Regions from separate parts of the Homo sapiens genome. Here region 1 is linked to region 2. Evidence: read pairs that join two places in POLR2A ChIA-PET (ENCODE). Cell type or tissue: OCI-LY7. All regions are shown on one strand. Links, peaks and the distances in the headings refer to the core of each region. The heading gives the core; the rest is flanking DNA.

Region 1 (2,928 bases), core at 236-2,735, 69 kb after region 2:
TTACATATGTACAGTATCAGTAGGGAAAATGTAAAAAGATGTTGTTTTCTTTTGTCATTTAATTAGGCCATCTGTCCTGTTTTAAAGAAATAGTTAATAATTCAACACTTTATATAACAAATATTAACTAATACCCATATTTATAAAACATTTTTCAGATTTAAAAGATTGTTAATACTTATAAACTTAGTGTTATTCTTAGAAAACCCCATCAAATTTAAATGTGATTTACACAGTGACTAGGAACATTTGTATTTATTGTTTCTTCTCTGCACTTTTCATCATCTGATAAATACAAGAGCTCAAGTAACTGTCTTTTCTTCAAGATGGCTTCTATACTTGAAATCAGTTAATACAATAGTTTTTCCAGTTCTTTTTTTATAGAGAGTCAAAGAGAAATAAACCAAATTATATTCATTGTGTTGGAAATTTGTATTTTTACTTCTAATCAAAAAGGGTAGCAAGTTTACAAAGTGGTAAAAATTGTTACTTCTATAATTAATCTATTATTAAATTATACATGTATATCCTTAAAACAGAATTTTTTTTAAATGAATAATCACACTAAAATGTAAAATTAGAACTTGTAACCATTTAAACAAGTATGTTTCTAGTAGAACAAATTTTAGAACTAAGAATAAATACACTCTTTAGCTTAAAAAAAAAAAAAAAAGTAAGAAAATATTTGTTAACTTTGACTCCAGTGCAAAGAACTTTTATTTTTGTGTTCACAGCACTTTTAAAGCAAATTAGCTAAATTTGAATCTCTAACTCCCAGATTGCTAAAAACAAAAAAACCCATAACCCTGATCCATTTACTTCCAGAGAAATACACATTGGCATTCTCTCTGGAATGTTTTTTGCCATTTGGATTTAGCCTATAGCTGATAAGGACTCAGCCTGGCACCTGGAAGGAATGCCTTCAAATGTGACCATGTGGGGATGAAATTATGTTATACTTGTTGTTGTTGTTGTTGTATTAAGTGGTTATTAACTGGACCAAAGAAAAAATCTGTAGAGAATATTTCCTAATGAAATTTGTCTCCTTTGTAATCACACTTTTTTTCCGATAGCTATTACAAAAAAAAAAAAAAATGGTTCTGGTACAGGTAATCAAATGAACACAATCAGAGGATTGTCATATTTTAGTACCACCTAATATACTTTTTGCATCCTTCTATTTTATTGTCAGTTACTTCCCAGTCAGTCCTGACATTTCAAATATATTTGGTGCTAATATTTTCCCTTTTGTTTTTTCATAGGCCAGTAACAAAACTTAATAGTAAACATAGCTGAGATTAAATGGGGGCAGTATATGACACAAATGTTATAATTAGTGTTATTTCTTTTCCACACTGAGTCAAAGATTATTTCACAGCTATTTCAACTTTTTAGATATCATAATTCTGACCATAACACTTCAAAATATTGTATTTATTCATTCAAAATTCATTGAAAAATCACATGCTATTATATTAAAATTATGTGATTATTTTACAAAATTAGACTTACAGAAAAGAACTATTTCCTACCCAAAAAGCTATATGTTTATATGCAGCATGTTTCCAAAAAAAAAAAAAATACACTGTGCATATAAGAGAAATATGTATCATGTCCATGTGTCCTGAGGACTGTTGGAAAATACAGTCTGGACTTCAGAAATCATCACCTGCTGTGGAGTCATAAAATTCCCCCCAAAACACCACTAGTTCTTTTTGTTTGTTTGTTTGAGATGGAATCTCACTCTGTAGCCTAGGCTGGAGTACAGTGGCGTGATATCATCTCACTGAAACCTCTGCCTCCTGGATTCAGGCAATTCTCCTGCCTCAGCCTCCCAAGCAGCTGGGATTACAGGAGCATGCCACCACGCCCAGCAAATTTTTGTATTTTTAGTAGAGACGGTGTTTCACCATGTTGGCCAAGCTAGTCTCCAACTCCTGACCAGCTTCCCAAAGTGCTGGGATTACAGGCGTGAGCCACTGCGACTGGCCACAACACTAGTTCTTATCAACGTTTTTTCATAGCATTTGGAATCAAATTTTTAGTGGTGAAAATACCTTAGAAATCATATGGAACCGATGTGTCCCAAACATTTAAGAAAAAAAACAATACTTTCTGTAAGTGAAATCTTACATAGATGCCCCAAATTTTAAAAAATGAATTTCATTTAAAGTAAAAGTGAAACAACTCTGACTCAATTGAGCAATTGCACTTATTTCCTCTAAGACACCTCCAGTTTTCAAAAGGATTATTTGTAAAACTATTCGAAGATTCAGTACCCTAATTTTATAAATGATGAAGCTGGATAGCTTTCAGTATTCCTGGCCTAGCTTTCTAGAAATTATAAACATATTCTTATGCACTGCATCCCCTTTGACCAAAGCAATTTTAGCTTTAACCAATGTAAGGAGGAACATTATTTGCCTATAAAATATGCATCAAGCCCTGGTTTTCTTAGTAAATAATACAAATACTTCATTCCAGATGGTTTTGCTACTACATGCAAGATTATGTTTAAGACTGTAGGTGACCATTTAGTAAATAAACATAGTAAGGCTATCTGGCACTAAGAGGGGGGGAAATGTAATTGTTATAGTTTTTTTAAAAATTATAGCTTTCCTAGGAATATTACTTATAGCTTTAAAATATAAAAATCGATCTTTAAGTATTGAGATGCCTATGAGATTAATAATTTTCCCAGACAGTTACAGATTCCTTCTCCTTGCCCTACTCAGTGAGAGTGTATTTCTTATCTTCTGAATTGTATTTTGTTTCATCTTTGACTAAATAACATGAAATGCTTTTCTCCTGCAGATGTGGACAAAGTACAAGAAAGCAGAAATTCAAAAAGCAGGTCTAGGGAGCAACAAAGCTCCTAATTCTATTACCCACTACATGACATGTGGGCCAAGTGGTGAGTTTCCTGCT
Region 2 (2,928 bases), core at 285-2,784:
AAGTCTAGGGCATATTGTGCAGTGTCAAATAATTGAAATTAAAATTTGTTAAGATTCATTTTAAAAGCTGCTGTTTCTATGTCTGTCTATTCTTGGGCTTTTAATCTTATAAAGACACTTTAGAATTAGTATGTTAAATTTTACATGTTGATTAGAAAAGGGAAAAGAAAATTTTTTATAGTGAAAATTGGTAGTATTTAAAATATTCTTTGTTCAAAAGACTTTTGTGTTCCATAGGACATCTTTTCTCTTATTTAGCATTTGTAAAGCCCAGATTTCTTATCAGTAACATTATTATCAACAATAAGCATATTAGTACTTTACAAGATGTAGTTTTATAGGTAGTCTCCCATTATAGAGACATACTTGCTTTATGCTAGTTATATGGATTTGTTTTATTCTGAATAAATGCTAAGTATTGCAAGTTACTGAATTTGCCACCATCCTTGGAAGTGTAATTATTTTTGCTGTTTGTTATGAAAGTTAAAGCAAGTTATTAGAATTACACTGAGAAATGGAAGGCACTTATATAACTTTTCCATTCTTTTCAAGATCTTTATATTGGTAATCCTTTCTCCTAAGCTTCTGTGACAGTGTCATCTTCAGAATCTATAAAGACCTAGATATTCAGTAACAACAATGCAATAACATATATCCTACAAGATTAAAAACCTTTTGCTCTTGAATTCAAGTACAATAAATTAGAAGTCTTATCTACAGAATTCAGTTGATTTTGTTAAAGAAGTCATCAGGATATATCAACATTACTTTCCTTTAAGAATGCCTTGAGTTAAATATTAATATTTTATTTTTGTTGACTAGAAAATGAATATTAATTCATTTAAGGTTTATATTTAGTTAAAATAATTTTTATTTGTAGTGTTTTTATCATTTCAAATGTTCTCCTTTTAACATCATATTGGCTTTTCATATTTTATATGGGTTATATAATACTTGGGCTAATATTGTACTATAGTGAAATAGATTTTTAAGTATTAGCCACTTTTTTGGTTGTTTATTTTGGTCACTTTTCTAAAGGTAACTCATAATCAGGAAAATGTGTTTGACCTGCAATGGATGGAAGTGACTGATATGTCGCAGGAGGACATAGAACCACTCTTGAAAAATATGGCATTGCATCTAAAAAGACTTATAGATGAGAGAGATGAACATTCAGAGGTTTGTAAAATTCTTTCAGTATATTGTGAAAGTTTGCTTTCCAAAAAAGAAAATAGTAGCTTTAGGAACTTTTCAGAAACGATACTATTTCTTAGAGACAGGTGATACAGGAGTGTCTTTTTTTGTGTGGAACACAGGAACCTGAAAGGATGTATAAGAACCCCAAATTGCTAGTAAACAGATTGCAGTTAGGTTTTCTCTTCTCCTTTTCTTTTAAATTAGTATTATTCTGATTTTCTTCCTGTGTGTTTTTCAAGTCATCCCCACAGCTTTGGCAACAATACAAAAGTGTGAAACTGAAAATATAGTTGATGTAAGTGGAAAAATCATTGCCGTGAAGCATAAGAATTTGCTTAAGGCTAATTTCGTAGTTTTATTGCCACATGTTGAGGTTGGAAAAGTAAGTTTTAATAAAAGGAGAATAACAGGTGTTCTGAATAAAATGTCCCAAAAAAGATCTCAAATGAGGTGTGATTTTAAAAAGAGAATTATTTTAAGTCCGTTAAAACAGAGCTTTGCTTTTTAAAAAGAGTCACAGTGTACCAAGTTTTCTATCTGCACTGTCTGAAAGCAGTTTATAATTTTAAAGAGTCTAGACTTTAGTGCGTGTGGTGGTGGGTAATATTTTCTTAATAGCAGAGCAAAGTACTCTGCCATTCTGCAGAATATATAGCTTTTATCAGTTTCGTTTACATGTGAGAGACAGTTTTGAGCTTATTTATAGAGAATTTGTATCAATACTCTTGAGACCAATGAAAGACTACATAGAGAAAATTCCTAAAGATTTTTTTCAGAATAAAACTTTCTTGTCTCTCTAGGGGTTAGTCAGTTCTGATGTGAATTTTCAATTTTTCTTCAGGCATTAAACAAAAAGAAAATATACAAAATAAACATTTTTAGAGCAACAATTAAATTTTTTAAAAAGCTAGGACTTTGAGACCAAAGGAAGGAAAGAATAAATTGGAAAACATTCCTACTATGCATCAAATTTATCCTGAGATACTTAGATCATTTCATTTTCAATCAGATTTTTTAACTCTATGCTATCTTTTTTTAGTGTCTTTTTACTGATTTATGCGTTCTCTAGAACATTTATTTATTTGTATTTCAAGTTGTTAAAGATATTACAATAAGGTATCCTCCAGTTTCTGAGGAATTATTCCTAAAAATCTATACTTTGGTTTTATTTTATTATATTTTATTTTACTTTTTAAAGTTTTTTGAGATGGAGTCTGGCTCTGTTGTGCAGGCTGGAGTGCAGTGGTGTGGTCTCGGCTCACTGCAACCCCCGTCTCCCAGGTTCAAGCAATTCTGCCTCAGCCTCCCAAGTAGCTGGGATTACAGGCACGCGCCACCACGCATGGCTAATTTTTGTATTTTCAGTAGAGACAGGGTTTGGCCATGTTGGCCAGGCTGGTCTCTTAACTCCTGACCTCAGGTAATCTTCCCTCCTCGGTCTTCCAAAGTGCTGGGAATACAGGTGTGAGCCACTGCACCCAACCTATGCTTTGGTTTTGTATGACTGATGGGTGCGTATAAAATGTTTGATCTCAGGCTGGACATCTCAAAAAAAAAGTTTGATCCCATTTAAGTGAATTGATTAATATGGGGTGAACAGAATACTTATCATTACATGCCTCTGGTAAACTAAAAGGAATATGAAATACTATATAGAATGATTGTTTGAAAAACCTTTTAAAATGTGTTATCCTGCCAATTAAGCATTTTTGTTGAATTTCTTTTTCAAAT

What was found. Peaks named below come from ENCODE experiments on the same cell type or tissue, not always from the same donor. Only the 100,000 strongest peaks of a DNase experiment are listed, where the experiment ranks them.
Region 1: POLR2A ChIA-PET joins it to region 2 with 5 read pairs; 4 of 35 experiments call an interaction of 5 or more read pairs at or near these places.

Annotation. Positions count from the first base shown.
Region 1 is chr2:55,291,662-55,294,589 of GRCh38, reverse strand. It overlaps CCDC88A (coiled-coil domain containing 88A), which reads left to right. Exons shown (of 33, transcript NM_001365480.1): 32 at 2,815-2,914. The coding sequence ends at 2,879. Among named protein-coding and RNA genes, the nearest start is that of MTIF2, 24 kb to the right of the region's middle. RefSeq lists a silencer at 1-57. In OCI-LY7, for the core only: no CTCF peak of the experiment used is centred there; no DNase peak of the experiment used is centred there.
Region 2 is chr2:55,360,559-55,363,486 of GRCh38, reverse strand. It overlaps CCDC88A (coiled-coil domain containing 88A), which reads left to right. Exons shown (of 33, transcript NM_001365480.1): 7 at 1,039-1,179. Among named protein-coding and RNA genes, the nearest start is that of CCDC88A, 58 kb to the left of the region's middle. In OCI-LY7, for the core only: no CTCF peak of the experiment used is centred there; a DNase peak (open chromatin) is centred at 1,496; H3K4me3 peaks cover 964 bases; H3K27ac peaks cover 1,906 bases.